Linked DNA regions of Mus musculus: region 2 is linked to region 1. The links are chromatin loops, found by intact Hi-C in ENCODE. Cell type or tissue: left cerebral cortex. All regions are shown on one strand. Each heading gives the region's core, and the rest is flanking DNA. Links, peaks and the distances in the headings are about the cores only. Region 1 holds the start of 4930590L20Rik (RIKEN cDNA 4930590L20 gene). Region 2 overlaps Kcnt2 (potassium channel, subfamily T, member 2).

Evidence for each region. A loop is a pair of places that touch in the nucleus more often than their neighbours do. Peaks named below come from ENCODE experiments on the same cell type or tissue, not always from the same donor. Only the 100,000 strongest peaks of a DNase experiment are listed, where the experiment ranks them.
Region 2: it touches region 1 in a loop (2.4-fold over the local background); 12 of 42 quality-filtered maps call a loop at or near these places.

The regions. Positions count from the first base shown.
Region 1 is chr1:140,650,463-140,667,027 of GRCm38, forward strand. 4930590L20Rik (RIKEN cDNA 4930590L20 gene) reads right to left here and starts at 5,940. Exons shown (of 4, transcript NR_040604.1): 1 at 5,866-5,940. In left cerebral cortex, for the core only: CTCF peaks have their summits at 9,367 (motif pointing left) and 11,136 (motif pointing left); DNase peaks (open chromatin) are centred at 9,364, 9,637, 10,249, 10,764 and 1 more place; H3K4me3 peaks cover 680 bases.
Region 2 is chr1:140,551,521-140,568,085 of GRCm38, forward strand. It overlaps Kcnt2 (potassium channel, subfamily T, member 2), which reads left to right. Exons shown (of 28, transcript NM_001081027.3): 22 at 1,440-1,551. Among named protein-coding and RNA genes, the nearest start is that of 4930590L20Rik, 97 kb to the right of the region's middle. In left cerebral cortex, for the core only: no CTCF peak of the experiment used is centred there; DNase peaks (open chromatin) are centred at 9,475 and 10,955.

The DNA of each region.
Region 1 (16,565 bases), core at 5,411-13,410:
ACTCTGGTTTTCTACACGTCTTGGTCTGATTCTCTCAGAAGGACCCTCCCCTCCCCCACACGTCTCTTTGGAGTTCCATAAAAATATATTACCATGAACTTGCACTTCCTTTGGTGTCAAAACTTTTTCTTCCAAATCCATATCAAACACACCTCTCATACCCAGTTCACTCATCATTGCCAGTCAATCCTCTGTTGTCTTTCAGTTTCTAATATTCAAGGGGAGCTCTCCAGGATAATGAAGTACAGTTGGTAGCTTGTATGAACTGGTTCATGTGGAACTGATTTTCTTACTGCTTCTTATTATGCAGACTTGTTTGAGGAAGGATGAGTGGTTGGTTCTGTTACTCAATTTCTCCACCTCTGTATCATATGACTAATCTGCCTGCCCTGGGCTCAGCCCTCCTGAGCCTGGTGGAGAGGCTATTTTATTCCTTGTTTAAAAGTTTTCTCCAAAACAAGTATTTCAAAAGAAAAAGCACAGTTTTCCTGATTGCTGTAGCTCTCTGTTCTGGGTAAATATGGAGGCTGCTGACTGCACTCTAAGCCACAGTCTTTCCTTTCTTTTGTAATAAAAGTGGAGTTGCAGGTGGTCTTCTCTCACCTCCACCCTTCTACTTCCTCATACTTTTTTTCTGTAAAGTTTTCTACTTTCTGGAGCAGGGCTTATACAATACAGAAAGGCAAGGAAAATTGGGGATGCAAGAGGGAGGATGTAGGGAAGAAGTGATGGAGGGAATGAGGAAGGGAGGGAGGGAAGGAGAGAGAGAATACACCTCAGCTGGTATTCTAATTAAAGCTTTTGGTACCAGAGAAGCAAGTAGTCCAATTACTTTAATTATCTAATTAACAATTACTTGAAGTCTTTCTTACTGACATGCTGCTTGTCATCTCCTAGGGTTCCACCAGAAGGCGGGAAAGGATGTAAACCGAAGCCTTGGTGCTGTTCTAGTGGCGTTTGATTTTGCCTTCGTAGATAATAATTCCATCCACGGCATTTTTTAGATCCTCCATATATATATATATATATATATATATATATATATATATATATATACATATATATATATATTATAACAAAGGAAAGAGAGACAAAAAATCTCAGCAATATTTTTAGCTGCAATCTTGGAGCCACCAAAATGGTATATAATACCAAGACTACGTAAATTAGTTAATTGTTAACTATTAATTGAGGAACTGGTATCTGCCAAGGATATTCCACTTTGACACAGATTTTTCATAGTAGATGTGTTACTATCCTTATTAAGGACAACTGTTATAAGAAGGATGGGCACAGAGGGATTTGCCCAGTGGAGGTCCTCAGGCAATATGCTTTAATTGCATGTATACTCACTCATAGCATGGGCAACACACTTACTCCTGCCAACTCATCTTCTAGTCTGTCATGTACCTGACTGGCCTGTATACAATGTACATGAGTAGCTATGTCTCTTAAAAGAAATAGGTCAACAGGGCATAAACATGGCATAAAAGTAAAGTGGTTGTATTGCAAATAGTATTATACTTCCCATGTTTTTAATTTTAGATCATCAATATTCATAACTTTTCAATCCTGAACTGACATATGTGAACCATTTGGTTAGCATCATTTACTAACTTGCTTTGTGCCTTGCTATACCTCAGTTTTCTTCCTTGTGTTCTCTCATAACAGTCCTTACCCACTCTCCTAGACTGACATTCATTTTCCAGGCAATTCAATCAACTTCATAATAAAGTAGTAAATATATGAATTATTCACTCTAATGATTACCAACTTCAATCACATCAGTTTCTCTTCACTAATCTGATTCACAGTGAATCTGCCATGGAAGTTGTCTACAGTTCTTTTTATGCCTTTTGGTCACCCTATTTATCATTCAGTACTATATGATCAGAATGTTTAGAATGCCTCCAAACCCCTGAGGTATTTTGCCAACATTTGGAAAGGCTTAGTTTGGGACAGTGAAGCTCTTTTCTTTGTGATTAGTGACTTTGGAATGGAAATCCTCACTAGCACCTTTTATCAGTGAGAACACAAAGAGAAGGAACCTCACATCTAACAGAAAGCAAACCTTACAGTCAAAAGTGGCATGGATCCTGCTCATAGCTGTTCCTGATTATAATATGTTAAATAGTAAGGTTCGTTTATACAGTTCTCAGTTTATAGGACTTTGTTGCATCAGTTATTTGCACTGCAATTCTTTAATTCCTGCTGTTTTCTCACTATGTTGACAGAAATTATTGATAAAATTGGAACATTATTTCCTGATTATAATATTATCTGAAAATAAGCATATAGGAATTCATACAAATAATACATTTTAATGAACTATTTTTATCTTCTATACTTTTGATTTATAAAAAAAGACATGGACAATTCCACCTCTAACAACAAAAATAACAAGAAGCAAAAATCACTTTTCCTTAATATCTCTTAATATCAATGGACTCAATTCTCCAATAAGAAGATATAAACTAACAGACTGGTTATGTAAACAGGACACAACATTTTGCTGCATACAGGAAACACACCTGAGATTCAAAGACAGACACTACCTCAGATGAAAAGGCTGAAAAGCAATTTTCCATGCAAATGGTCCCAAGAAACAAGCTAGAGTAGCCATTCTAATATCGAATAAAATCAACTTTCAACATAAAGTTATTAAAAAAGATAAGGAGGGACACTTTATACTCATCAAAGTAAAACCTACCAAGATGAACTCTCAGTTCTGAACATCTATGCCCCAAATGCAAGGGAAACCACGTTCATAAAAAAAGCTTTGCTGAAGCTCAAAGCACACATTGCACCTTACACATTAATAGTGGGAGACTTTGACATCCCACTCTGAGCAATGGGCAGATCATGAAAGCAGAAAATAAACAGACACACAGTGAAACTAACAGACGTTGTGAATCAAATGGATTTCACAGAGATCTACAGAACATTTTATCCTAAAACATATTTTATCTTCTTCTCAGCACCTCATGGTACCTTCTCCAAAACTGACCATATTTTTTTCAAAAAACAGGCCTCAACAGATACAAAACATTGAAATTATCCCATGCATCCTATCAGATCACCACAGACTAAGGCTGGTCTTCGATAACAACATAAACAATAGAAAGCCCATATACTCGTAGAAGCTGCACTCTACTCAATGATAACTTGGTCAGGGAAGAAATAAGGAAAGAAATTAAAGACTTTTTAGAGTTTAATGAAAACAAAGGCACAGCATACCCAAACTTATGAGACACAATGAAATCAGTGCAAAGAGGTCTGAGTGTTTCCAAAAAGAAACTAGAGAGAGCACACATTAGCAGCTTGACAGAACAACTGAAAGCTCTAGAACAAAAGGAAGCAGAGAGATCCAAGAGGAGTAGAATATAGCAAATAATCAAACTTAGGGCTGAAATCAACCAAGTGGAAACAAAAAGAACTATACAAAGAATTAACCAAACCAGGAGCTGGTTCTTTGAGAAAATCAACAAGGTAGATAAACCCTTAGCCAAACAAACCAGAGGGCACAGAGACTATCCAAATTAACAAAATCAGAAATGAAAAGGGAGACATAACAATGGAAACTGAAGAAATTAAAAAAATAATCAGATCCTACTACAAGAGACTATACTCAACAAAACTGGAAAAACTGGATGAAGTGGACAAATTTCTAGACAGATACCAGATACCAAAGTTAAATCAGGATCAGATAAATGATCTAAACTGCCCCATATCCTCTAATGAAGTAGAAGGAGTCATCAGTAGTCTCCCAACAACAAAAAGCCCAGGACCATATGGGTTTAGTACAGAGTTCTCTCAGACCTCCAGAGAAGACCTAATACCAATACTCTTCAACCTATTCCACAAGATAGAAACAGAAGGAACACGAACCAATTTGCTCCATGAGGCTAACATTACTCTGATACCTGAATCACACAAAGACCCAACAAAGTAAGAGAACTTCAGACCAATTTCCCTTATGGATATTGATGTAAAAATACTCAATAAAATTCTCACGAACTAAATCCAAAACTATCATCCATCATGATCAAGTAGGTTTCATCCCAGGGATGCAGCTATGGTTCAACATCCATCAATGTTATCCACTAAATAAACCAACTCAGATTAAAATCACATGATCATTTCATTAGATGCTGAGAAAGCATGTGACAAAATCCAACACCCCTCCATGATAAAAGTCTTGGAAAGATCAGGAATTCAAGGCACTTATAAACATAGTAAAAGCAGTATACAACAAACCAGTAGCCAACATAAAACTAAATGGAGAGAAACTTGAAACAATCCCACTAAAATCAGGGACTAGGAGAGGCTGTCCACTCTCTCCTTAACTGTTCAATATAGTACTTGAAGGCCTAGCCAGAGCAATTAGACATTAAAAGAAGGTCAAAGTGATACAAATTGGAAAGGAAGAAGTCAAAATATCACTATTTGCAGATGATAGTGTACTTAAGTGACCCAAAAATTCCACCAGAGAACTCCTAAACTTGATAAACATCTTCAACAAAGTGGCTGGGGATATAAAATTAACTCAAAAAAAAAAATCAGTGGCCTTCCTCTACTCAAAGGAAATTAAGGAAACCACACCTTTCACAATAGTCACAAATAATATAAAATATCTTGGTGTGACTCTAACTAAACAAGTGGAAGATCTGTATGACAAGAATTTCAAGTCTCTCAACAAAGAAATTGAGGCTCTCAGAAGAGGAAAGATCTCACATGCTCATGGATTGACAGGATTAATATAACAAAAATGGCCATTTTTCCAAAAGCAATCTACAGATTCAATACTATCTCCATCAAAATCCCAACTCAATTCTTCACAAGGGCACAGAGGAAAATTTCTTGAACAAAACACCAATAGCTTATGCTCTAAGATCAAGAATTCACAAATGGGACCTCATAAAATTACAAAACTTCAATATGGCAAAGGAAACTGTCAATAGGACAAAAAGGCCACCAACAGTTTGGGAAAAGATCTTTATCAACCCTACATCTGATAGAGGGCTAATATCCAATATATACAAAGAACTCAAGAAGTTAGTCTCCAGAGACCAAATAACCATATTAAAAATGGGGTACAAAGGTTAACAAAGAATTCTCATCTGAGGAATGTCAAATGGCTGAAAAATCACTTAAAGAAATGTTCAACATCCTTAGTCATAAGAGAAAGTCAAGTCAAAATGACCCTGAGATTCCACATCACATCAGTCAGAATGGTTAAGTTCAAAATCTCAGGTGACAGCAGATGCTGGCGAGGATGTGGAGAAAGGAACACTCCTCCCTTGCTGGTGAGATTGCAAGCTGTTACAACCATCTGGAAATCAGTTTTGTGGTTGCTCAGCAAATTGGACCTAGTACTACCTGAGGACCCAGTTATACCACTCCTGAGCATATACCCAGAATATGCTCCAACGTGTAACAAGGACACATGCTCTACTATGTTCATAGCAGCTTTAGTTGTAATTGCCCAAAGCTGGAAAGGATCTAGATGTCCTTCAACAGAGGATTGGATACAGAAAATGTGTTGGAGTACTAATCAGCTATTAAAAAGGATGAAGTCATGAAGTTCTTAGGCAAACGGATGGAACTAGAAAATATCCTGAGTGAGGTAAAACAATCACAAAAGAACACATATAATATGTACTCACTAATAAGTGGATATTATCTCAGAAGTTCAGAATACGCAAGATACAATCCACAGACCACATGAAACTCTAGAAGAAGTAAGACCAAAGTGTGAATGTTTCAGTCCTTCTTAGAAGGGGGAACAAAATACTCAAGGGAGGAGACACAGAGACAAAGTTTGGAGCAGAAGGTGAAAGAAAGGCCATCCAGTGACTGTCCCACCTGCCGATCCATTCCATATAAAATTCCGGTAATCTCTGAGGAGAGCCGTGTGTGCCGCGAGCAATCGCCATTATAAGATGGCGCGGGCCTCCGCTGTGCCTAACTAGTAAACAAGCCTTGTACGCAGGTGCGAGAGTGAATTCACTCCTAGTCACTCCCATTATCGGGGTGTAATAGTGGGGTGATGGGCAAGCAACAAATCAGGAGCTGTCACGCCATATCAGGTGCTGAAACGTCACGCTGCGGGTTATAAAAGCAGCACCATTTTCCCAGTTTGGGATCTTCCTGAGAAACAAGCAATAAAGCTCTTGCCGCGGAAGATTCTGGTTTGTTGCGTCTTTCTTGCCGGTCGAGCGGGACGCAATACCAAACCCAGAGACTATTGAGGATACCAACAAGTGCTTGCTAATAAGAGCCTGTTATAGCTGTTTTCTGAGAGGCTCTGCCAGTGACTGACAAATACAGAAGTGGATTCTCACAGCTATCCATTGGACTGAGCACAGGGGCCCCAATGGAGGAACTAGAGAAAGGACCAAAGAGCTGAAATTCGGATTTGAAATCCCATGGGTGGAACAACAATATGAACTAACCAGTACCCCCAGATCTCCCAGGGACTAAACTACAAACCAAAAAGTGCACATGAAGGGATCCATGGTTCCAGCTGCATATGTAGCAGAGGATGGCCTGCGAGATATCAATGAGAGGAGCGTCCCTTGGTCTTATGAAGGCTCGATGTCCCAGTGTAGGGGAATGCCAGGACAAGGAAGCAAGAGTGGGTGGGTTAGTGAGCAGGAGGAGAGGGGAGAGGATAGGAGTATTTTCAGAGGTGAAATGAGGAAAGGCGATACAATTTGAAATGTAAATAAAGAAAATATCTGATTAAAAAAGACTTGTAAAATTTAAACCATTTTTAGTGGGAGAAAAGAATTTAAAATTTTTCAGAAGCGTATTTTGTATTCAAAAGGGTACAAAATTAAATCTGAGTGGGGTTTTAACATGAGTATAAAATCTTAAGGCTAATAAAATGTTCTTAATGTGTACAGTTCTTGTGCTAATTCATTTTTATAAAATATAAAGCAGAATAGACACATTTAATTGATCTGTGAAAATAATTTATCTAGCATCAATGAATCTAATATTCACCATGAAAGGCTGATTTAAAAATGACATTTTCCAACACCAGCATTAGTCCCAGCTGTATTTGCGCTTGACATACCAGTAAGGCATATTATTATAAAATAGATCAATATAAGTTTTAGGAGATTTTGGAATATTCAACAAATACATGAAATCTAAAATCATTATTGATCAAAATTCTACCACTAAATCAGTGCTTTTAATAATTTTACTTAGAGTTATCTAAATTATATGTAGACATGTTATAACAATAAACATTATATAATACTTAGTTGTATTTCAACAATACACAAATAATATATAATTTATAATTAAGTAATATATATTATATACATAGGTGCATTTATTATTTTGTATCTTAAGTTTCAAATTTAGTAATTTAACGTGCGATTCTCCCAGAGTCTTTAAAACACTTACATAGCTACACAATATTCCATCATTTACGCATTCTTTATCAAAGGCATTTTGTAATATCTGTTTTTAAAATACTGTGTTTTAACTTCAAGCCTACTGTCATGTGTTCTACTCTGTGACTCTTAGGCTGTGTAATATATATTTATGACCTTTTTTTTTGCATGACAGTATAATTAATATTCTGATCAGTTTTTTTCAAGTCTGTGTGTCTGCAACTCTGCGTAGAGCTAGAAAGCCTCTCACCCAACCATGTTTTACTCTTGATGTCTCAATGGAAATGAAGACAGTCATAAAAACTTTTTTGGTCTCTCAAAGGATTACTTTGGGACAAGAATGAGGAAAAAATTTTAATTTGAAGCTTGCTCCTTTCCTCCTCAGTTTGAAATCTCTAATCCTGAAGCCACTGTGTGCCCTAGTGAGCCTTTTTGGCTAACCATTAATAATACAGGCTTTGTTCTGCTAGGGAGGCTTCCGGATGTTCAAGGAAGTCTGTAATCAGATGTCCAGGGCTTTGATTTTGTGCCTCAACATCAGGAAGCCTGTATAGCCACATAACTAAAGCATGCTCTTTTAAAGCTCTTTCAGGGTCTGAGTTCTCAGGCAGAGAATAAGGTCACTATTTATAGAAATTCAGTGTCCAACTTTCTGAACACTTCAATAGTTTTAAAAATCACTGTCAAACAGGTTATCTCAAGACTTTCAATAATAGCATATAGCTAGAGATAAATTATTATTACCAATAAATCATTTACAGGTGAAATTATATATATATATATAAGTTTTTTTCTTAATATCACCACTTAGAAGATTATATCTAATGAGTATGAACACTAGTCAGCAAAAGCTGACAGTCACCAAAAATATCAGAATTTTAAACTAATTAAGTCATATATTTTGTACTTTTACAGCTTTAAAATAATTCTTTCTAATTGAAAAGAGGGTGGATTCAAGGAATGAAGGAAGATGAAGTAGGCAGTAAGGCAGGGAGGAGCTGATCGGCCTTGAAGTGGTATTTATCGAATATGGAGAAAGGTCTATAAACTTGATACACCATTTATTATATGAAAGTCTCTAAGACAATTATGAATAAAGCCAATAGATTAAGTACAGAAACACATACTTCAACTCTATGGATTCATATAGCACTAGACAGACCTAATATCACATTCAGTTGTAAAATAGCTGAGTTTCTTCACTGAGACCAAGGACAAAATGACAATAGTGACCTTTGCCATACTATTTATCACAATCCTGTACTCACTACTGAAAACAACTAGGAAAGAAAAAGAAATTAGAGTTACAAAAATTGGACCTGTAAAGTACAACTTTCTCAATCTTATGACATGATTGTATAGAGAACATAAAACTCTTCATCACAACAAATGTTATTATCAAATCTGTGAATTTAGAGTGCAAACATCTATACATAAATATTAGTTTTATTTCCATTTATAGTGATTAACCGTCTAAAAACAAGCCTGAGAGAATTATTCTGTTTTTTTGTTTTGTTATTTATTTATTTATTTATTTATTTATTTAAGCATTCCAAGTAGGGAACAATTGAGTAAATTTACCGAAGGAGAGAAGTAACAAAAGTATATAGCTAGAGCTACAAACATCAGAAAGGGAAAAGGGAAGTCACAAATCCAAAAAAAGGATTATAACTTTCAGCAAGAGGAGATTTAAGTGTGTAAATTCTTCCTTGGATTCTACACAATCCATATTAACTTCTAATAGAAAACTTCTAACTCCAGCAGTCATAGAAATCTAGTCTTATAATTCTCACCTGCCAACAAGTGTCCTAAATGGCTGCAAGTTTTAAACAAAAGATCATAAGGCCTTAACCCTATGTAATGGAGTATAGGCAAATAAGGAACGCTGAGAGAGAGATACATAGCCTTTTCCAGTGAAGAACATACTGCCTGATCATCTGATGCCCTCTGCTGGTGTGCGGGAGAGAGCTATAGTGTACTCATATAAATAAAATAAATCTTAAAAAAATTTTTAAAAAGAGATCAAAAGTGTGATGCCAATTCTAGATATGAGAGCAAGTATTTGGTGACTATATTACTTCTAAGGGATTAGTAGCAACCATAAGCCTTGGGGAGATGATTTTGTGGGTAAAATGCTCTTCAGGCACGCCTAAAGATCCAAGCCTGATTCAACCACCCACAGAAAATGCTGAATAAAATAATGCCTTAAGCTTTGTTGTATACATGAGAGTGAGTGAATTCATCAGGATTTCCACCCCCAAAATTATGCTGTGCTTAAATATGGCTAAAATAAGCTGCTTGGTGTCAGACTGTAGAAATTTGAATGACTACCAGCTAACTAAGCCATGTTGAGCCAGATTTCCCTCTTGTCTCTTACATGTTGTTTTTCTGCCATCTGCAAGCATTTACAGGAGCTCTCCAAAGTGAAGAGAGTGGGCCTTAATTTTTTTAACACAAACATAATACATATGAGGTAATTGACATGTTTATCAATTATATATTGGTAATTATTTCACAATATGCATATAAGACATAAGGTCCCATATTTTTAAATGTATACATTTGTTCTTTGTAAATTATACTTTAATAAATTTATGTAAAAGGAAATAACTTTCATTTTAGTGTTTCAGGATGATAGGTTGTCTGACATACATCAAAACACCACAAAATAGATTTTTGAAGAAACTATTTCCATGAAAGAAAAACACGGTTTATTCAAATGGCATTTCAATTCTTTGGATGGTGGTGGATGCTTACAATACCACTGCACAGAGGGTTAAGATAGGAAAATCATGAGCTCAAGCTCGGGTCCTTAAAATCCCCTATAATTAGACTTTCAGAGGATTGAACTCCTCTGACCTTCTTGGGCATGGCAATAACATACACATACATACACCAAGATACAGACAGATACACATAACTAAAAATCATAAAAATAAATCTTATAACAGGACTTCATGAAAATTATCTTTGATTTATATAAAAAAAATGCCAAAATTGTTATTCTCAGAATGGTCTAGGACCATGAACTACTATGATGATTGCATTGCAATCTTGAATTTTTTTGAGGTTCATAAAAGGGTCACCCCACAGTTAGTAGCCCTGTCCTCCTGACACAAGGAAACCAAACAGTGTGCAGACTGTCAAAAACCCAAAAGCCAAACTTTAAAAATAATCTCTCCGTTTCTGTTTTTCTTCGTGGAGATCTTAATTGTTTGCTGCCTTTCTAAATAAGTCAACTTTCAAGAAAACAGCAGATGGTGAGAAAGGAAAAGGCCGTGGCCAAATTAGCGAGATCGTCTTCGCAGCTTGTTATAACTGAGTCTGTTATTCTCAAATGCTTGCTCTCTGACAGCTACGCTAATGAACCCCGAGTACAGGAGAGCAGAATGTTTTCTTCTATTAAACAAGAAAGAGTAAACAAACGCCAATAAGTGACACAAAACAATCACAACGTTTCTTATCTTTGAAAGATGAATCAGTTTTACGATTAATTAATCTCCTTTTTATCTTAGCCAATGAGCAAGTCGTTAGAAGGGATAGAATCTCCCTTCCCAGTTCCCAGTGCAAGAAAAAATAGCTCTGAAAATACAAAATAAGTTGGAGGAAGGCATCCACCAACTAAAATGTTAAAGTCTGAAGATTTACTGTGAAAAACATACACAAATATGCAGTTCGGAATAGATTAGATGGTGCTTTAGTCTGAAATTGCTTTGTGATAGCACCATCTTGTGGTCAATGCTAAAACAATTCCCTTTTCTAAACAAAACAGGGCTAAACGGAGCTACAGTAAAGCTTCTTCCGTAAAGGCCAGTACATCTTGATCTTTTAATTAGATTTTATGTTAAAATGTTATGTTATGTTATGTTCTGAAATTTATTTCTATTATTAAGAATTTCTCAAACTTATAGGATTTGGTGGTGCCAGCTTTTGATCCCTGTGCAAGAGGGGTACAACAAGAGGCTCATAGATTTAGGACACTTAAGAACATGTGTCTTAAACAGAAGCAATGTAAATCTTTTTAATTTTATAAGTCATTTGAACTACATTCCATACTAATTATTATTTTAAGAAATACTTAATGATTTTGGAAGGCAGTTATGTTTAAGAAAAGAAATGACATATGTTACAAGTATGAACTTACTTAAACCACAAATATATTTTCATCTAACAATATATTTTAAGCATATTTGGAATAAAGCACATTATTAGCAAACCTTTACAATATTTTAGTTCTATGGGATTGATAAAAGGCCACGAATCCTTTACACTGTGATATGACAGATGTCACAGTGCAATAAGACAAAGGTCACCACAGTTTCAAATTTGCAGGAGTTTTGCAGCAAATGCTTTGGAACATCTTGTGCTCTAGTTTTGTGGAGTGTTTTTTTGTTGTTGTTTTTGATAAGTCCCACACTATTTTCTTTTCCTCAGATGCTGTCTGAAAATACCTAATTCTCATGAGCTTTCAACACTGTCGCGAATTTTGTGTTTGTTTTTGTTCATAATGCAAAATTGCTATGGATTCATGAAGAGCTTGAGTTTAAAAATCTACCATTGATGCCCTAAGTCCACAATCAAGAAGGCCACAGGAAATAATACCAGGAGGGAATATTCTATCCAACCTCTTTCTGCATATCTGAAAAATAGGATGAGGATGAGAAACTCTGACTCCTCCGTGTGGAAAGTCATAGATGTTTCCATAGGGTTATCCTTTCCATTTGCCAAGCTTCAACTTCCAACGGGAGTAATTTTTCCAAGTCCAAATAGTACAGGCTTTTCTGTATTCAGTTTTAGATCGTGCCCACTGGATAGTATGGCAGTGGAAGAGAACGTGGGTATTCTCTCACCAGGAATCCATGTTTAGGAAATATGGCCTCCACAGGTATTTTTGCGTCTTCTGTAGTTATGTTGCTGAATAGCACATGGACTTCTGTATATATTCAAAGAATCCTCACTAAAGTGTATACTCTGGTGATATTTCTTCCCTGCCTGGTGGTATTCCTTTGAAGGAAAGAGCACACATGAGTTGCTCTATGTGCACAGCCAATAAAGTCTCCCTCTTGCCTCACAGCCTGTATTCTGTCTGGACTGTTAGCTAGCCTTCTCATTGACTTGACTAAATCCCTGACTCAAGCAATGAGGTAACAGGAAAGGTTTATTTTCCTTCATGGTTTTAAGGAATTTCAGTCCATCATTCTGGATAAGGCATCGTTCTCTAATTAAGAAATCAAGATTCTTATTAAAACAGTTGACTTTAGGCTTGGCAGGATGACAAAAAGTAGAGAATACCTTTTTTTTTAATGCCAGAGAACCAGGATGAAGAAGAAGAAGAAGAAGAAGAAGAAGAAGAAGAAGAAGAAGAAGAAGAAGAAGAAGAAGAAGAAGAGGAGGAGGAGGAGGAGGAGGAGGAGGAGGAGGAGGAGGAGGAGGAGGAGGAGGAGGAATCAATTCAACTTCAATATAATAGGTTTTTGCTTCATTGTGATGCAAGTGGAACAGTGTCTCCAGACAAAAACTGCAAAGGTTGAGCAGATTCAGAAACCCTGGTGATTCTCATATCTGAGAATGGTAGGCACTTCATTTACTCCCTACCCAGTTCATGACCATGCCATCAAACATGAAGATCCTGAGGACTAGTCAAGTAGCACAGATCTCAGAGTTCTCCATGCTAATGAGACATAGATTGGCTGGTCCTGGGGGTTTAGCCAATAAGCTTCTCTTCCCAGACATTCCTTCTTGCAAAAAGTATTTAATTTCTGGTCCACCTTGAGTAAGTTGCATGCACCCATTTTCTATGATGAATATATAGTTTGGACAAGCAAAGACTGTTTCTCAAATCAAGAATCGCCATGGTGGAAGCCTTCAACACTGAGCCGTGCCCTCCTGACTCTTGGTTCCCAGTGGCATCAGATGCCTGGGAGTTTGGGAACCCCAACCTCAGCCTCAGCCTGTGCCATTTCTCACCTCTGTTGGAACCTACCTCTAGAGCAGCATTCCACCTCCCCTGGTGTTCTTCCAGCCAAGGCACCACCATGACAGAGAGGATGGAATATAGTCTAGTGCCTCCCAGATATGTCTGCCCTAATGGGGTTCCCACAACCCAATGGTGAGACAGAACTCAGAACCACACTACATCGTATATTTTATTTTCTCAGACATGGCTGTTATCTCTTAGAAGACTGATCTTTTCTAAGGAGAGGCAGAAGAGTGGATCTGGAGGGAAGGGGAGGTAGGGAAGAACTTGGAATGAGTAGAGAGAGGGGAAACTGTAATCAGGGTATTTTGCATGAGAAAATAATCTTTTCAATTAAAACAAACAAAAAAAACCCAACAAACATGAGAAAAAATAAAATAAAGCCTTAATGAGGCAGAAGGTAAACAGAGAGCTCACAATAGTCAGAACATGATTCATTTTAGCAAAGGAACAATGGTGATGAAATACCAGTTCCTTTATGAACACTATGCTATAGATGAGCAGATATATACAATTACTAAAGATGGAACTCTTAGCTCCTTCAGTCCCATGTCTGCCTGGATGCTGCCTTGGTGATAATGGACTGAATCACTGAACCTGTCAGCTAGCCCCAAGTGAATGTCATCCTTATAAGTGTTGCCTTGGTCATGTTTTCTGTTCACAGCAGTAAGACCCTAACTAATGCACATTACTAATTCCTTGCGAGAATTTTGGCTGGATTGATAGTGTACAAGTCTTTTGAGAGTAACTATACTTGTTGCCTGGTCTTGATTATCATAATCATGAACAGAATTCAGAATTTTGCAGCATTTCTCATCATCCTTCACTAAAGATTCATGTTGAATGAAGCCAATATCCTCTTTTGCCTGCCGACCAATAATGACATTAGTGAAAAAAGTAGTAAAATCAGAATAAAGTGTGAAGTTTAGTCAATAGTGTTGTATTAATAATAATTTCATAATTTAGGAAAAGTTACAGTTTATAACAGAGAGTATTCCAGAAAACTACAAGTAATAAAAATGCAATATCCTAAAAAGAAGTCTCAACTGATACACCTCCAATGATACTCTCTCATATAAGGCTCAGAGAACATTGCAAAAGAACATTACAATATTGTGGGATCCAGAACATCAGGAAATTTGCTGTGTGATTGTATCTCCTGGTAATGACAGAAGCTACTCCCAGAAAGCCTCACCAACCTAACTGTTGAAACATAAGCTGAACATAGACAAAAGGAGACATGCTTAGGTGGACAGTAGAAAGCCCATAAGGACTAAAACCTACACAAAAACTATAGGAAACTAAGGAATGCTGATAGTGGGAGAAATAGTCTTAACCTATACCAAATGATTAGCCTTAAAAACACATTTAAATAACAATATACGGCTGTGTAGCTTGTACTTACAAATTTAGGATTATATCTGCATATGCATATACATATATGCATGTAACAACAATTAATGAAAAAAGTCCATGAATATTAAAAAAAAGAGCAAGAAGGAATATATGGGAGGGTTTGAAGAAGGAAGAAAAGGGGAAATAGTATAATTTTATTCTCATCTAAAAATAACCTACAGTCTTCTAGTTTTTCTTAGTTTTTCACTTGTTAACTTTGAAAACAACTAGATGTTACTGTATGGAAATTAAAGAGTGAAACAGCAGATTGCAAAGAGTAGATGCTAAAGATAAATACTTATGCTTATAATTTGCGCTCAACTACACCTCTCCTGACAATCTTCCTTTTTCCCTGTATTTATAAACATACTTTAATAATTTATGAACATACTTTAAAATTAATTAAAATATACTTAGCATGTTTAGCAATAAGCACCTTACCTATGAGTGTCTGTAGATCTTTCAAAGGGTGAGAAATAACAGGCTACACTGGAGTCATGTAGTCAAAGAAGCTAAAGATAAGTAATATAAAACTAATTTCTGTCAGAAAATGTCCTCAGCATGAATCATTAGATACATTTATAAGATCAGAGGATAAAATCTTCCATTATGCTTCAGGGGCTGCCTATTTATCAAGGATGTTTGAATTCCAGTGAACACCACCTACTGTTCTCTTCCTGTTAAGAAACATACATTCAGTACATATTCTCTAAATGTGCATTGAACATAGCCTATGATTACTGTAGGATGCAGGAATTTAGATATTTATTAGGAGAATGTAATACTGTTCACATTTTGTATGTAGAAGGTACAGTCTTTGGTAATACTCTAACAATATTCTAATAAATCAAGTAAGAAATGTTATTTGAGAGTAGAAAGGGAAGTCAATGCTGTTGTTACTCGTGCGAATGGTGGGCTAGGCAGGTTATATCACTTAAAATTGTGGATTTATGTTCCAATATTCTTACCAAGAATTTTAAGATTTCAGAGGTATTATTTTTAGTAGAGTCTTATTTAACAGTGCCCCTAGTCCTGGTAATTTATCACCAAATGTCTCATTAGTTTAGTATGTAACTTGGTCTCAGCCAGATGACACTCATTAATTACTAAGTAAATAAAAATCACTCTTAAGTGTGATTATAGGACGTAAAACACAGGACACTTAGAGACATGAATGCATAGGAAAAAATATACTGTGAAGTAATGCATACTGTGAAGTGTGTATTATTTTGTCAATGCTGTATGCCTTCTTACCTCCATGTTCATATCATTAAAAAAAACCTTTTCTCCATTTTATTTTTGTGTGTATTTAATGTTTGCCTTCTTGTTGCTGTGACAAAACACTGCTCCAAAGCAACCTTGGGGGTGTGTGTGTGTGTGGTATTTGTTTTAGAGATTATGGTCTATCATCAAGACAAAGAAGCCATGGGAAGAAATCCAGAGGAGCTGAAGGAGAGACCTTAGAAAAACTCTGCTTACTTGCTTGCTTCATGACTTTACAAGATAACTCTCTTTAATAGCCCTGGACCAGTTGCCCAGGGCTAATACTGACCATAATGATCTTCACCATCCTATTTCAATCAGAAATCAAGAGAATGCACCTCACAGAAGTATCAACAGATAAATATAATGGCAAAAATTCTTCAGACGAGGTTTGTTTGCTTGTTTTTTTCTTACAAAGGATATCTAGGTTTCAGTCAAGTTGACAGAAAATTATGATGATGAATATTATTGGATATTTTTTCCTTCAGAAGATTTAAAATTCTTAAAGATTATAAAATGTG
Region 2 (16,565 bases), core at 5,124-13,123, 99 kb before region 1:
GACAGGTTTCCCATAGAACTATGAAGGAGACTGTTCTGAAGGATAGTTTCAAGTATCAACATGAATGATCAAGACAGGCCTTGGAAAGAGACCTGAGAGAAAGTCATCATGAATAGTTGTCACATGCTAGGAACAAGTCCCTGTAACTTGCTCAAGTGTTAACTTTCCACTATTGCCTGGCAGATGAGAGACATTTTAGTAACTTTCCATCAGAATCAGGAAACATTAGGCCTCAGGAAATGTAAAAACCAACCTCAGCTCTATGGCTCAGGGATGGCGGTCTTCTTTTCAAACAAGTACATTCTTTTGTAAAGTGCTGTCAAGCAATCAGCTGCTGAAGCAGGAGTGCCCTATGCATTGGCATTAGTATGAAATGAGAGCAGAGCAGAGCAGAGCAGAGCAGAGCAGAGCAGAGCAGAGCAGAGCAGAGCAGAGCAGAGCAGAGCAGAGCAGAGCAGAGCAGAGCAGAGCAGAGCTTTGATTTGGTATTGAGAGTTCAAAGAGACAGATTATGTCTCCTGTTTTCCATAAGTGCTAATCCTTATGTTTAGGGACGAGTTCAAGCTACTAGTAGCCATTTTAAGTGGTCCTTGCTTAGTTTAACCTAAAAGACACTGTTTCTTGGAGGGGAAGGCATATTGCCATAGAAAATAACTACATAACTACCGAAGTATCCCAAAATAGAATCAGAAAAGGTACAAGTGATAGATGAAGAACAGATTAGACCAGAGCAGCAACAGAAGTCAATTACTGTAACATCAAGATTCATTTCTCCATGAAAGTGAACAATTAAGTGAGTGTTTGTGGACTTGTGAGATTTTGAGTGTATAAAAACAAGACATAAAAAAGAAAGTAGTACAAAAAAAAAACTTAGGTTATTTTTAACATCATTATTAATACTTTAAACTTGGCTTCAATTCATTGGTGAAATTTGCCTGAATTATAGTGTTTTCTTATCTCAGATGTTCATTGTACCAAGATTTGACCTTTAGAAAAAAATACATCATTATACTAGGCAGCCATAGCTTTAGAGAACTCATAGAATGGACAAGAAAAGCATCAGCAATTCTTTTTTAGCAATCCAAATATCTTTATATTTTATTTTAATATCATTCTCAAAGTAAACTTAATAACTTCTTAAATCAACTTTATGAGTTCCTCTTCCATGCAGTTTCATAATTATGGAGATAAAATATCTAATAAAAGGAGAATTGTTGAATTTATTTTTTCCTCACAGTACTAACATGTTGGTTAAAATATTGGGAAAAATAGTGTTTCATTTTTCTTCTAGTTTATAGATCATTTTATGTGGTAGTGCCTGCTATTATAATTGGATATAGTTTTATACCTAAGGCTAACAATCACTCATTCATAAATATGTTATTATAAAAACATGCCATATTGGATTATTAGTGTGATGCAATTTTTCTTTAATTTAGGTTGTTTTCAAGTCTCAGTATCATCACTGAGCTTACGCATCCAGCAAATATGAGATTCATGCAATTCAGAGCCAAGGATTGTTACTCTCTCGCGCTTTCAAAACTGGAAAAGGTAAGACCAATATTAAGATAATTTGACCATTTTGGATGGTCAATTATGGATGATATACCCTAAAAGAATAACACACTTTGGTGATTTCCTGCTGCAGTCATATAACTGGTACAGCCCCCCAAAAAGCAAAGTATGATGCTCACCTAGATGAGGGAGATACCACAGTAGAGCTGTGGCAGGGCATCTGAACGTGAAAACCAAGAGCAAAATGCACTAAGGACTGGAAATCTGGTTTAATAAGAGTATTACAATGAGGTTACCTAATTAGGACCACACGATGAGGAGGCTAAATGGATCAATGATTTTACCATGGCATGTTCTATAGATGTTAAGATTTGGTTTTCCTTCTCAGGGATCAAGCTGGATGTGGTGTTCATGATTTCTCTAATTTTGGGTAATGTTAGAAGGGTACACAATTACTCATATAGAGATTTATGACTCAGCAATTCACATAGACTGTAAATACCTACTCAGGAAGTTAGAGACTACCTCATCAACAGATGTTTTTTGATTCTGCAAATGTCAGGAACAAACATCAGTGTTTCAGCTCATTCTTCTATTTGATGAGCTGCCTCAAGTGCAGATAGTCAGACTAACTTAGTAATACAAATATACAACAGTTTACTTATGTGTTGTTTGGGGGCAAGTACAAGGCCAGTTGAATAGAGTCAGATAAAATATATGGCCTCAGTGATGAGTTTCACCATTTTGACAGAAACTGCCTGAAGTTTGTGAAGATATACATTGCTAAAGGGGTTTTGGTTCTCTTTGTATATTTCTATCTCCATAGCAAAACATATACTATGATAGTCCACTCTTCCTATATTCTTCTATGGGTTTAGGGGAATCATGGGTATTCTCTGCTTACTGACATGGACAATAAGCTTGCTATGATTTAAATAAGTCTTTCAAGATTATACAGCGCTCACATCCATGTTGTATGGGAAACAGAGCCATGAGTGTTCAGAACAACCTCCAAGCTACCACTACACTTTAATACAGTAAAGGATGTCTAATGAGGGATAAATAGATCAGATCTCCACAAACAAATCCAGCAGTTAGGAGTCTGGGTCAAATTGTTGATGACATGTATTTTACCATTGTCTGAACAAGTGATATAAGATGGCATAGTAATGAAGAAGCCAGACTCTGGGGTTAGACTGGTCCAACCTTTCCACTACTTCTCAGTAATGGATCCTGGATTAATTATTTTCTTCTAGCTTTGGCATTCTTATCTGGTAAATGGGACTAAAAATAAATAATGGCATGTAAATGTATGGCTTATAATAAAGGTGAAACAGCCCAGTATTTTATTTAACAAGAATTTTTGTTATAGTAAAGGGGTAAATTATATTTGTTTATATTGTCACAAATAAGAACCCCAGTCTCTACAACTACTTATTTGTGTAAACACTTGATGTGGAAATATCATAACTGTAGATGATATTTTCAGTAAAAATGAGTTGCTGAACTAGTTTCATTAAATATTTCTTCCATTAAGTATAAAAAGGCAAAATGCAGATTTGTCTTATCTTTCTTTAAGCAGTTAATTAAAAATCAAATCTAGTGACAAATTAGAAATCCTTTCTAAAATCATATAAAACTTTATTTGGGTATGGAATACAATAGAAAGTATAACAAATTATGTTAATTACTAAGAAGCTTAGAAATATATCAATATTTCATATGTAACATTTAAATATCCAGTAACATACCTTTTGAGTGTGTATCAGCCAATTATCTATCAGTGCTCATTATGGGAAAAATCAAATCTGTATATCTTTGCAACAAGCAAGAAGTTATGTTACTTAGCAACAGGTCCTGCTGAACACTCATGAAAATCCATGCTGTGGAATCCCATTGGATTAAAAGGAAGATTTATTTTGAGATTTGTTGTCCAAGAGAGAGGTCAGTTTGAAAAACTTGTTAGGGTGCTGCAGTTAGAGGATGTGGAAAACCTGCTTGTTGATTGGATTACAGAAAGCAGGAGTCCTGGGATCTTTGCAGAGTCAAACGGTTTTCCTGGTGATGTATCACTGTCGATGTGTGAAATGTTGCTCTTGGGATGGAAGATACAGGGAGGGGAAATTGGTGCTCCTTCTTGGGGTTCTTAATATTATTTATAAAAACTTTAACTGGACTCCAGTGGAAGCTCAAGGGCAATTCTATTGATGTTTAAAAGAGAAAACACTCTAGGGTAGTCAAGTTACATATCAAGAATACATTGCTATACTTGTTCATTTAGGTTGGTCCTGGCAAATCTCTGTCTCTAGGGATCAGTAGACAGTTTCAGATGATCAAAGTCTAGAAAGAAACCCATGGAATGAGTCTTTTAAAACAATTAAAAATTGTCTTATGTTGTAGTAGCAGTAGCAGTAGTAGTCATGGTCATTGTTGTGTTGTCGTGTGTGTGTGTGTGTGTGTGTGTGTGTATGTGTGTGTGTATGTGGGTATACATGTATACATGTAAGCATGTCTTGCTACCTGTATGCTACACTGTACCTCTGAGGCACAGAAGGAAGCATTACTTGTCATGTATCCCCTCCCAGTGTGGGTTCCAAGGGTTCAACTGGGTTGTAGGCTTCTCTAGCAAGTACTTTTACCCAGTAAGGCATGTGCCAGCCCTGGGACCAAAAGTGTTCTGGAGTACTCTCAGAAGACTTCACCTCCATGAATTGTGTGGATTTCTTAAGCAAACAGTGCAATAGAAGGCCAGAGAGGCCTGCCTGGTTCCGATGCTTTATCAAATGTAAAGGTGACAAGTGCTTATCCTTAACTCCATCATCACAACAGCACATCAACACAATTACAGCTTCAGGTTCAAAATGGAAAAAATAGCTAAAAGCAGTATCACTGGACCGCAACTTTCCAACTGACAGTTTTGAAAATGTGTCACCGAAAATTTCATGATGATCCCTGGTCACATAATGCAGTTGCTAAACCTTGTCTTATGTTCCCTGAGGCTTACTTCAAGCTTCTTTCTACACTACATTATTCATATCAGCTCAGTCAATATATATATAAAAGAATATATAACTTACTCCTTAGGGCAGCTGAAAAAATTCAAAGAATTTTTAGACTACAGCTTCTTCCCTAAAACATAATAAACTCATGCATTTGTTTCTGATTGATTTCACAGCCAGACGTGTTCTCATAATTTCTTCCTGAATGTAGATTTTGTGTCATTTTCTACTTGTTTCTGCGATCCATGTTTTTCTCTAGTGTTCATGGGAGTTGGTTTCAGGTTATCGAGACAGTAACTTCGAGTCAGGCTTTGTTTTTTAGCTTCCTTTCACATTTCTCTATTAGTCCATCTTCCATTTTTTCAACACTAGAAGTAAACTGCACGAAATAACACTATTCCGAAAACCAGTGGTAATCAATTTGAATTTTCCATGAACTTATATTGGGATTAAGATACACTCCTCCCACTCATATGCCATTGGTTTATTCAATCGTGTAGTGACATCTAATGAGAGTTTGAGAAATGCAGTCCATATATGTCAAGAAAAAAAAAAAAAAACTAGCCAGTAGTAAACTGGACAGTCATTGTGCTCCTGTCATGCACAACTTGTTTCCTTCAAACTTGCACATCTTACTATTTTGCATTTTTAATCCATTTGCTTTTGTTTCATTGTTTTTGTTTGCCGAATAATTATCTTTCTTAGACATTTCTTGTAGAAAACATGCTACCCAGCAAGCATCACAACAGAAAGAGTATGAGCGATATGCAGACATGGACCAGGTGGGTGGAAGTAAAGAAAGAGAGCAGGAAGACAGGAGGAGGATTTTTCTTCTACAGGTTATATCTTATATTAATGTCACATGCAGACACACACACACACACACACACACACACACACACACACACCATACACACACACCATACACACACACACACACACCATACACAGAAACTCACATACCATTCACAGATATACAAACTACATATAGACACACACATACAAACACAGACACAGACACACACACACAAACACACACACACCTCATTTATTCATGTGATGTATGAACAACTTTCTTCACAACTGTTTCCTTTACCATGGCCAGTCACCAATGATAAAATAGTCAGACTTTACAATCATTTTACTTACACAGTGATGTGAGATGCCGAGTGTTAGGTCTGGATTGATAGGAACAATGTACAATAAAGTAAGAGACTAACCTCTACATCACCAGACTGTCCTTTAATAAACACAACGAAGGACAATAGTCTTCCCACACAAGAAGAAACAGCAGAGAATTGATATCATAATGGAAAGAGTCACATACAAACTTCTGTAGTTATTGGCAAGCCAAAGAATGCGGGAAGAATCTTACTAATAACTAAGGATGAACTGTGTGGGAGCTCTAGGAAAAATGTTAAAATTCTGTGTTCATTATGTGAAAGCAATAGGAATATTTTTTTACATCATCTTAAATAGTACTCAAATTAAATTAAATTAAATTAAATTAAGTTAAGTTAAAGGGAATAGATTATTTTTAGTCAACCACTGTGGATGCACAAAATGCCTTGCCAAAAATTGCCAGCTTTAAAAATAAACAAAACACTTAGGAATTATCATATGATAGGTAACACATGTATAAAACTCCTAAGACAATATTATTTAACTTTGCACCTTTCTGTACAGACAAATAACTTAAATAGTTTTCATTAAAAATTCAGGAAATATAATTGCAAAATTGAATTGTGGTACTGAATGCCAATACTGGGTTGGATTCACTAGTATAGTTTCGTGTAGTTTTAAAAACCCTATTTATTCTTTTCTTGTGAAATGTTTCAAATGAATTCAAAGAAAATATGATGTTTTATTTCTTTACAAAAGGTGATAAATATTATTTTTATGAATAATATTCACATTGGGCCCCTATGTGGACGCTGAATAGCCCTAGTGTGGAGTAAGGTACAACCTTACTGGAGGAAGGATATCACTATGGGGCTGGGCTTTGAGGTCTCAGAAGCCCAAGTCAATTCTCTCACTGCTGCCTGTGGTTCAAGATAAAGAACTCTCAGCTCCTTCTCTAGCATCAAGTCTGCCTCTACACTGCCTTGTTTCCTGCCATAATAATAACAGACTAACCCTCTGAATTGTAAGCCAGCCCCAATTAAATGTTTTCTTTATAAGAGTTGTTGTGGTAATGGTGTACTTTCACAGAAATAAAATCCTAACTAAGACATTTTCCAAATTGTATACCCTTGATTCTTTTTAGTTCTTGTATTGCTCTAGGTAGAACTTCAAATACTATATTGAAAAGACATTGGTAGAGTGGGCAGCCTTCTCCTATTCCTGATTTGAGTTGCCTCTGGTGGAGCAAGGGGTTTATGCCTGGATAGAATGACTTATTATAGAATGACTTAGAATGAATGGGGTTCTTGGTGCTGGTATGGCCTCTGGTTGTGAAGGCTCTGGGGAAGTATTGCTCATTCATGAGGTGGGGGCTTCTCTAAAAATCTTCATGCTAGTATAGCCTCTCGGGGATCAGGGTCTGCTGGAAGTGTGCATAAGAATGTGGGGATAAATAGAGGATGAGAGGAAGGACTTCAGGGCGAATTCTGGGCTAGCACTGGGAGAGTGTTGGTAAGGATGGTGGTAGGGTTTATCTAGGCTTCTTGGTACTTCTGCACAAGGTGTGAGAAAGAAAACAGTGACATAGAAAGGAGAGGATATTGATGATAGACTGAGATGGCCCTGGGTTAGTGCATACTTGGGGATCTGGCTGCTAACTTGGGTTCTGGTGGAGCAGAGGGATTCCACAGAAGTGGGCTAGTATATGGTGACCAAAAAAGGAAAGGCTATTAGCGGTGGGCTGGGACAGCTTGGGCAGTGTTAGTGGTCTAAAAACAAGAGGGGAGAGGCTTACCTGGGTGTCTGGGTGCTGGGTGTCTGGGTGCTGGGTGTCTGGGTGCTACTCTGTTGGAGTAGGATGCTTCTGCCAGTGGTGTGGACTGGAGCAGTTTTTTGAATTAATCTAACTTTATATCATATATTCTCATCAGGATTGAGTCATTTGTTCAAGACTTTATTTGTTAATATTTTTAATACCAGTAGGACAGAAACATTGCTGCAAAGTGTTTGATTCATTTTTGCTTTAAAAAGTGAATAGCACAAAGGGAGAAAATGATGAATGCAGAAGTATTCACACATAGCATAAAAACATCCCGGTGGAGCCTTTTCAGAGTTAGGTAGCATCGGAACCTCTAAATAAGGAGAGATCTTGGGATGCTATGGAAAACAATGTGCTATGTAAGCAAATATGAGTATTCTCCATGGTGTCTTAGAACCCATAAAAGAAATGCATTTTCAGGCCTTAACTAGATAACTATATGACTCCTTAGTAGCTCTCACTGAAAAGTCCTAATCAGATAACTTGGAAAGACCGTTGGAAGCAGATGTTGGTGACCCAAACTCTGGCCTCTGAATTTTCTATGTGGAGGAAAAAGATGCATCATGCCTAAGGACATGGGGGTGATGACTCCATGAGATTTATGATTTCATGTAATTGCTACCATAATTCTGTACTTTTTAAAGGGGGACATGGTGGAGTAAGTGAGAAGTATTATAAGTAATTGCAGTTATTCATAAAGAAATAAGGAATGTCTGGCAGGATGATTCTGATGCTGGAGCCTGAGAATTCTGAATAAGAAATGACTGTTAAAATGTGTATTCAATTACTTTAAATAATATTAATATTGTAGAATGTATTATATAGATGGTACTATGTGAAGTATATGGTATATATGAAGATATGTATGTATGTTCAAATTATGGGTATTGATGGTCATAAATTAATGTCTTAGTTTGTGTTTCCATTGCTGTGATGAGACACCATATCCAAGTCAACTCTTATAATGGAAAACATTTAATTGGGGCTGGCCTACACGTTCTGAGGTTCAGTCCATTATCACCATCATGCTGGAGGGGCTAAGAGTTCTACATCTTGTTCCAAAGACATCTAAGAGAAGAATGCTGTCTTCTAAGAAGCTAGGAGAAGGGTTTCAAAATCCACCCTATAGTGACACATTAACTTCAACAAGGTTGTACCTACTCCAACAAAGCCACAGCTCCCAAAAGTGTCACTTCTTTGGTTCAGCATATTCAAACCACCATGATATGTATGCATATGCATGAGTGGATGTCAGAGCACAATGTGTAGTAGACAGTTTTCTTCTCACACAATTGCAATCTTTGGGATTAAACTTGGGTCATCAGGTTTCATGGCAAGTGCTTCTATTTGCTGAACTATTTCTAAAACCAAAGAAGTAAAAATGTTAAAAAAGAAGGAAGTTTTAAGGAAACAGAGTTTAGCCAAAAGATTCATCTTGAACTTCATTAAAGGTTATCTGTGAGAAAACAATTAAATAAATAAATGCAGAGTCAAAGAGCCATCTAAAATGAAATGGTGGTGTCAAAAATCAGGCAGACTTTTACAGTTTCAATAATTTGAGGCAAATACTTTAAGAATGTTGTGTAGGTCATATGTAGCAGTCAGGCAGCTCAGTCTTCATGGCTGACTTGTCTGGCCTCAGTGGAAGAGGATGCCCATAATCAGGCTGAGACTTGATGTGCCAGGGTGGGGAGATACCCAGGGGGACCCCACTCTCTTCATAGGAGAAGAGGAGGGAGGTTGAAGGGAAAGACTCTGTGAGTGAGGGATCAGAAGTAGGAGCAGCATTTGGGATGTAAATAAATAAATAAGTGGATGAATAATCATAGTAAAAAAAGAAAACATGTTTAAATTCTTTAAAAAATGTTGTATAGGTAAATGTTAAGAAAAGCTACTAGACTTAGGAACTTTGTTGTCAGATGTCAGAGAGGAAATGAAGGCATGTAAAAGAATTGTATTTCAGACAGGGGCAGAAGCCAATAATTTGTTCCAATGAGTCTTGATTTGCTTTGCCTCCCACACTGTTCTATTACATCCAAAAAATGTCATCTCTTTCCATATGGTATTGGATTGCCACATAGCAAACAAGCTATCTGCCAGAATGAAATTTCTCATTCCAATTAAAGCATTTATATGTGATCACAAATCTACTCAAAAGACAGGTATGAGCAAATGTATCAAATCACCTTAAATCTTTAAGCAATGATGTAAGTATCACATACTCCTTTTAAGTGCTTTAGATAAATGCTTATCAGGAAAATAATTCTTTAGTAAAGCTTGGCTTGGATAAAAAATTCTATTTGGAAAGAAAAGTTTCTGCTTAGTGTGAGATGAAGCTGGAGGCCTTGCAGAGGATATACAAGTACTCTACTTATGATTCTATACTCATGTTTATGAGAATTTATTTTGTTTTTTTTATTTTGTTATTTTAACATTTTAATGAGAATAGAATTAGATCACTTATCGCCTTACTCCCTCCCTGTATCCCTTTTCATGTTTCCCTCCATACTCTTCCCACTGTGAAACTAACAGTCCTTTTTACTTTTATTATTATTGTTATATAAATATTTACACATATGCATAGTATACAAAGATAAGGGGGCCGTTTTTGTTATTTGTTTTTGTTGTTGTTGTTGTTGTTGTTGTTGTTGTTGTTGTTAATTATATGGCTTCAAGTTGACCACTCTGTATTTGCTGAATAATAAAGGGTAATGTTTCCCCTTCGAACAATTTTTAGTTAACAGTAACTCTTTGTCTAGGGGTGGGAGCCCATGAAGTTTCCCCCCTTCTACAACTTCATATCTATTGATTGTTCTGGTCTTGCTTATACTGTTATTTCTAAAAGAGACAGTTTCACAGTAGACTTTCTGGTATTCTGTCTCTTACAGTCATTCCTGCAGTAGTTTTGTGATGTTCCCAAAATCATAGCTGTGAGATTTGTAATGTGGGTATATGTGTTGAGGTTTGTATTCATGGGATCCACTGATCTCTGCATTGTGATTTACTCTGATGATCTCCGTTTTCTGTAGAGAAGCTTCTTTGAAGACGGGTGTTAGTTGCATTTATCAGTCAAAGGAGGCTCTGGAGAAAAGTAGGATTGAGGATCAGAGATCGGGAGCTAAGCCAAGGAAAGGTGGTTCATAAAACATAGCTCCATTTTTAGGAGGATTGCCATGCCTGCATGTGCTAGAATCAATAGTATACATAATTAGTATGACATAAAATCTTGGAGAGGAATTTTAATCTAACAACATGGCTGCTCAGGCAGTGAATTATATTTATAGACTGTCTAGTTCTGTGGGATCCAGCTTGACTGTAGGTATGCTCTAGATTACAGAATGATTTGGCTGAATACACACAAACCCATAATACACAGCTTTACTAACAATGAAGGCAAGTTTAGTCTGTCGAAGGAACCAACCATGTTTGAAAAAAAAAACTCTAATTGCAGAACAAAGTGATGAATCAGAGCAAGATCTGACATAATGAGTCAGAGATAGGAAATGCCCAACCTGCATGAGAAGAGAAGGGAAGGAAAGCTTACTTAAGAACAGAACACTGAGAAAAAGGATATGCATATGTGGACAGTTTTCACAGAAACAAGTCGGAGAAAGAACAAGCTAGACACAGGTGAACACAGAATTGGTGAGAGAATGAGGAAGAATATTAGAACATATTGCCAAAGTTAGTGTAAGACCAAGCAGAGCAATTCATGGGAAGCTGAGAACAACCAGATTAAATCAGTCATCTTGGAAGATTAGATTTTATGGGGGCGTAAGGATCGTTAGAACAGAGAAATGTTACTGACCTCAGGCCAAGGTGTGTATTTGAGCAGTGTGGGTACAGCTTTCATCTCATTGCTCCAACTGATAAAATAAAAGCAGTATTTACATCTAGTGCCCATCTGATCAAATAAACACCCTTTACAAAATGCAAAAACAAACAATACTAAAGGAAGGTTAAGTTGCAAAATAGAAATGAACAGGACACTCCTTCATATCTTCAGACTTCCATTAAGTAACTCCAGTGAGGCAAGAGAGGTATTGAGTATCCCTCCTTTTCTTTTCCTATTTTTTTAAATTTCTTACTTATAGCATATGAATGTTAAAAGTCTTAGTATCTTTAATAAGTTTTTGATGTATATGCAGTTACTAAAAATTGAACAATGTTTGTGCTAAAATGGATTTCTTTGCCCATCTGTAGACCACATGTTGTTACTGAAGTGTTTGTAAATAGCAGGAACAAAATACATGGTCTATTCTCTCATGGGACTGAGAGTGTAATGGAGACATATAATCAATAAACAACCTTCTAGAAAGAAGTAAGGAGTTATAGATTTCAACTGTGTAATGCAAGTAGTTGAAGATAATATTCAAGACTAATTGGAGGAGGCTGTTCTAAGGTGGTAAGCCTTTGTAGGGAAGTAATAGTTTTGTTACAATAACAACCAAACCAGTGAGGTAAAATGATGGGAAGGCACATTACAGGAAGAACATATGAATTCTTTAAGCCTATAAAAGAATATAACATATTAAAAGAATTATGATAGACTATAATATTTTCTAAGTGATTACTGTATCTAATATGTATAGATATTTTATTTATTGCAATCACAATGAGAAATGAATGAAATAAAAAAGTAAGTAAAATCTCCGAAGTCATAATTACTAAGGAGAAAAACTAAACTCAAACCTTGTTATATATTTCTGTAAATTGCCAAAGCATTCCATGATGCAATACCTGTTTGTCATTTTTAACAAATGGAAATAGCAACGAATCTTAAAATTTGGAAAAATGTTTTAAATGATGTGGTTGACCTGGAAAATTGTGTGAATGTAGGTTTGTATAGTTATTACATTAAAAAAATGTAGAAGAAATTTCTTAGATTTAGAAAATTTAACTCTATCAGAAAATAGACCAGCAGGTTAAACCTGTGTGAAGAAATCATGATATATTGAAGAATATCCACACTGATCCACTAAACTTATGAGAAATTTCATTTGGCTTGAGAATACATTCCAAAGATGAAAACATTTCTGTTTCTCTAAATAAGAAGTATTTTTTCTTAATCACAGAATTTTTGGTTTTCTATTCTCCAGGCATGTCTAGAAAAGTCTAATTATAGGGTAAATGGACTCAATTTATAAACAGAAACTGAGTTGCCAGGAAGGACATTAATTAGCAGTGAGCCTTTCTTGGGGTAACAAGGATTTGTGGTTAGAAAATGTTAGGTTTGCAAGTTATAGCAATAGACTTTAGCAGAAGACATAAATAACACTGTGCTAATGATAGATTTTGGAAATTCAGTAGATATACAGGTAATGGAGAGAGGCAGGACAAGGTTTCTTTGATAAAATTGGCATCTTTGATTAGGATTTACTAGGTAGGTATTCTGAGTTCAAATTTATTTATTTTTTCTTTTCCATTTTTATTAGGTATTTAGCTCATTTACATTTCCAATGCTATACCAAAAGTCCCCCATAGCCACCCACCCCCACTCCCCTACCCACCCACTCCCCCTTTTTGGCCCTGGCATTCCCCTGTACTGGGGCATATAAAGTTTGCGTGTCCAATGGTCCAAAGGATGGACCATGTAGAGACTACCATATCCAGGGATCCACCCCATAATCAGCATCCAAACGCTGACACCATTGCATACACTAGCAAGATTTTATCGAAAGGACCCAGATGTAGCTGAGTTCAAATTAATAAAGAGATGTTCAGGATAAGACTCATGGGTAGATTTAAGGCTGGATATAAACGTGAGCATGGGGACCTTCATTAAAAATTCCACATGAAGAAGTTAAAATTCCAAGTTCAATTTTTTCATGAAAGGAAGAACATAGAAAGAAATACGGGATGGAATCATGTCCTTTACCTATATACCATTTGATAAACTTTCAAAAATGTTTATTTTCACTGTAAACAGCAAAACTACAAAAATGGAGTTACAAATATCACTGTGGTATGCTCACTTAGAGTCATTTGTATATGAGGCATAGCATAGAAAGACCTTAATGGTTATATATTTTAAATTTATGAAAAACCAAAATACCAATTCCCATGGTGGTTGTAGCAATTTATATCTGGTGTATGCAGGTTCTGTTCTGAACATCCTTGTATTTGTTTTGTGGTCATGGCCATCAGAACATCCTATCACTCACTGTCAAAAGAAAAAAAGGAAAGTAAGCTTTTCTAAGAACCCCAAAATTGGCTTCATTAAAATATGGCCTTCTCCAAAACTGACCATATAATTGGTCACAAAACAGGCCTAAACAGATACAAAAATATTGAAATTGTCCCATGCGTCCTATCAGATCACCATGGACTAAGGCTGATCTTCAATAACAACAAAAATAATAGAAAGACAACATTCACGTGGAAACTGAACAGCACTCCTCTAAATGATACCTTGGTCAAGGAAGGAATAAAGAAAGAAATTAAAGACTTTTTATAGTTTAATGAAAATGAAGCCACAACATACCCAAACTTATGGGACACAGTGAAAGCATTTCTAAGAGGAAAACTCATAGCTCTGAATGCCTCCAAAAAGAAACTAGAGAGAGCACACACTAGCAGCTTGACAACACACCAAAAAGCTCTAGAACAAAAGAAAGCAAATTTACCCGAGAGGAGAGGAGTAGGCTGCAGGAAATAATCAAACTCAGGGGCATAATCAACCAAGTGAAAACAAGAAGACCTATTCAAAGAATAAACCAAATGAGGAGCTGGTTCTTTGAGAAAATCAACAAGATAGATAAATCCTTAGCCAGACTCACTAGAGGGCACAGGGAAAGCATCCTAATTAACAAAATCAGAAATGAAAAGGGAGACATAACAACAGATCCTGAAGAAATCCAAAATATCATCAGATCCTTATACAAAAGGCTATAACTTGACAATCTGGATGAAATGGACAAATTTCTAGACAGATACCAGGTAGCAAAGTTAAATCAAGATCAGGTTAATGATCTAAACAGTCCTATATCCCCTAAAAAAATAGAAGAAGTAATTAATAGTCTCCCAACCAAAAAAAGCCCAGGACCAGATGGGTTTAGTGCAGAGTTCTATCAGACTTTCAAAGAAGATCTAATTCCATTTCTGCACAAAATATTCTGTGAAATAGAAGCAGAAGGTACTCTACCCAATTCATTCTAGGAAGCCACAATTACTCTGATACCTAAACCGCAAAAAGACTCAACAAAGATAGAGAACTTCAGACCAATTTCCCTTATGAATATCTATGCAAAAATCTTTAATAAAATTCTCACTAACAGAATCCAAGAACACATCAAAACAATCATCCATTCTGACCAAGTAGTTTTCATTCCAGGGATGCAAGGGTGGTTCAATATATGGAAATCCATCAACATAATCCAGTATATAAACAAACTCACAGACAAAAACCACATGACCATCTCATTAGATGTGGAGAAAGCATTTGACAAAATCCAACACCCATTCATGATAAAAGTCTTGGGAAGATCAGGAATTCAAGGCCCATACCTAAACATGATAAAAGCAATCTACAGCAAACCAGTAGCCAACATCAAAGTAAATGGTGAGAAGCTGGAAGCATTCCCACTAAAATCAGGGACTAGACAAGGCTGCCTACTTTCTCCCTACCTATTCAACATTGTACTTGAAGTCCTAGCCAGAGCAATTCGACAACAAAAGGAGATCAAGGGGATACAAATTGGAAAGGAAGAAGTCAAAATATCACTCTTTGCAGATGATATGATAGTATATATAAGTGACCCTAAAAATTCCACCAGAGAACTCCTAAACCTGATAAATAGCTTGAGTGAAATAGCTGGGTCTAAAATTATCTCAAAAACTCAATGGCCTTTCTCTACACAAAGGATAAACAGGCTGAGAAAGAAATTAGAGAAACAACACCCTTCACAATAGTCACAAATAATATAAAATACCTTGGCGTGACTCTAAGGAAGTGAAAGATCTGTATGATAAGAAATTCAAGTCTCTGAAGAAAGAAATTAAAGAAGATCTCAGAAGATGGAAAGATCTCCCATGCTCATGAATTGGCAGGATCAATATAGTAAAAATGGCTATCTTGCCAAAAGCAATCTACAGATTCAATGCAATCCCCATCAAAATTCCAAGTCAATTCTTCAACGAATTAGAAAGGGCAATCTGCAAATTCATCTGGAATAACAAAAAACCTAGGATAGCAAAAACTCTTCTCAAGGATAAAAGAACCTCTGGTGGAATCACCATGCCTGACCTAAAGCTGTACTACAGAGCAATTGTGATAAAAACAGCATGTTACTGGTATAGCGACAGACAACTAGGCCAATGGAATAGAATTGAAGACCCAGAAATGAACCCACACACCTATGGTCACTTGATTTTTGACAAGGGAGCTAAAACCATCCAGTGGAAAAAAGACAGCATTTTCAACAAATGGTCCTGGCACAACTGGTGGTTTTCATGTAGAAGAATGCAAATTGATCCATTCCTATCTCCTTGTACTAAGGTCAAATCTAAGTGGATCAAGGAACTCCATATAAAACCAGAGACAGTGAAACTTATAGAGGAGAAAGTGGGGAAAAGCCTCGAAGATATGGGCACAGGGCAAAAATTCCTGAATAGAACAGCAATGGCTAGTGCTATAAGACCGAGAATCGACAAATGGGACCTCATAAAATTGCCAAGATTCTGTAAGGCAAAAGACACCATCAATAAGACAAAACAGCCACCAACAGATTGGGAAAGGATCTTTACCTATCCTAAATCAGATAGGAGAATAATATCCAATATAGAAATATATATATATATATATATATATATATATATATATATATATATGTATATAGAACTCAAGAAGGTGGACTCCAGAAAATCAAATAACCCCATTAAAAATGGGGCTCAGAGCTAAACAAATATTCTCACCTGAGGAATACCAAATGGCTGAGAAGTACCTGAAAAAATGTTCGGCACCCTTAATCATCAGGGAAATGCAAATCAAAACATCCCTGAGATTCCACCTCACACCAGTCAGAATGGGTAAGATCAAAAATTCAGGTGACAGCAGATGCTGGCGAGGATGTGGAGAAAGAGGAACACTCCTCCATTGTTGGTGGGATTGC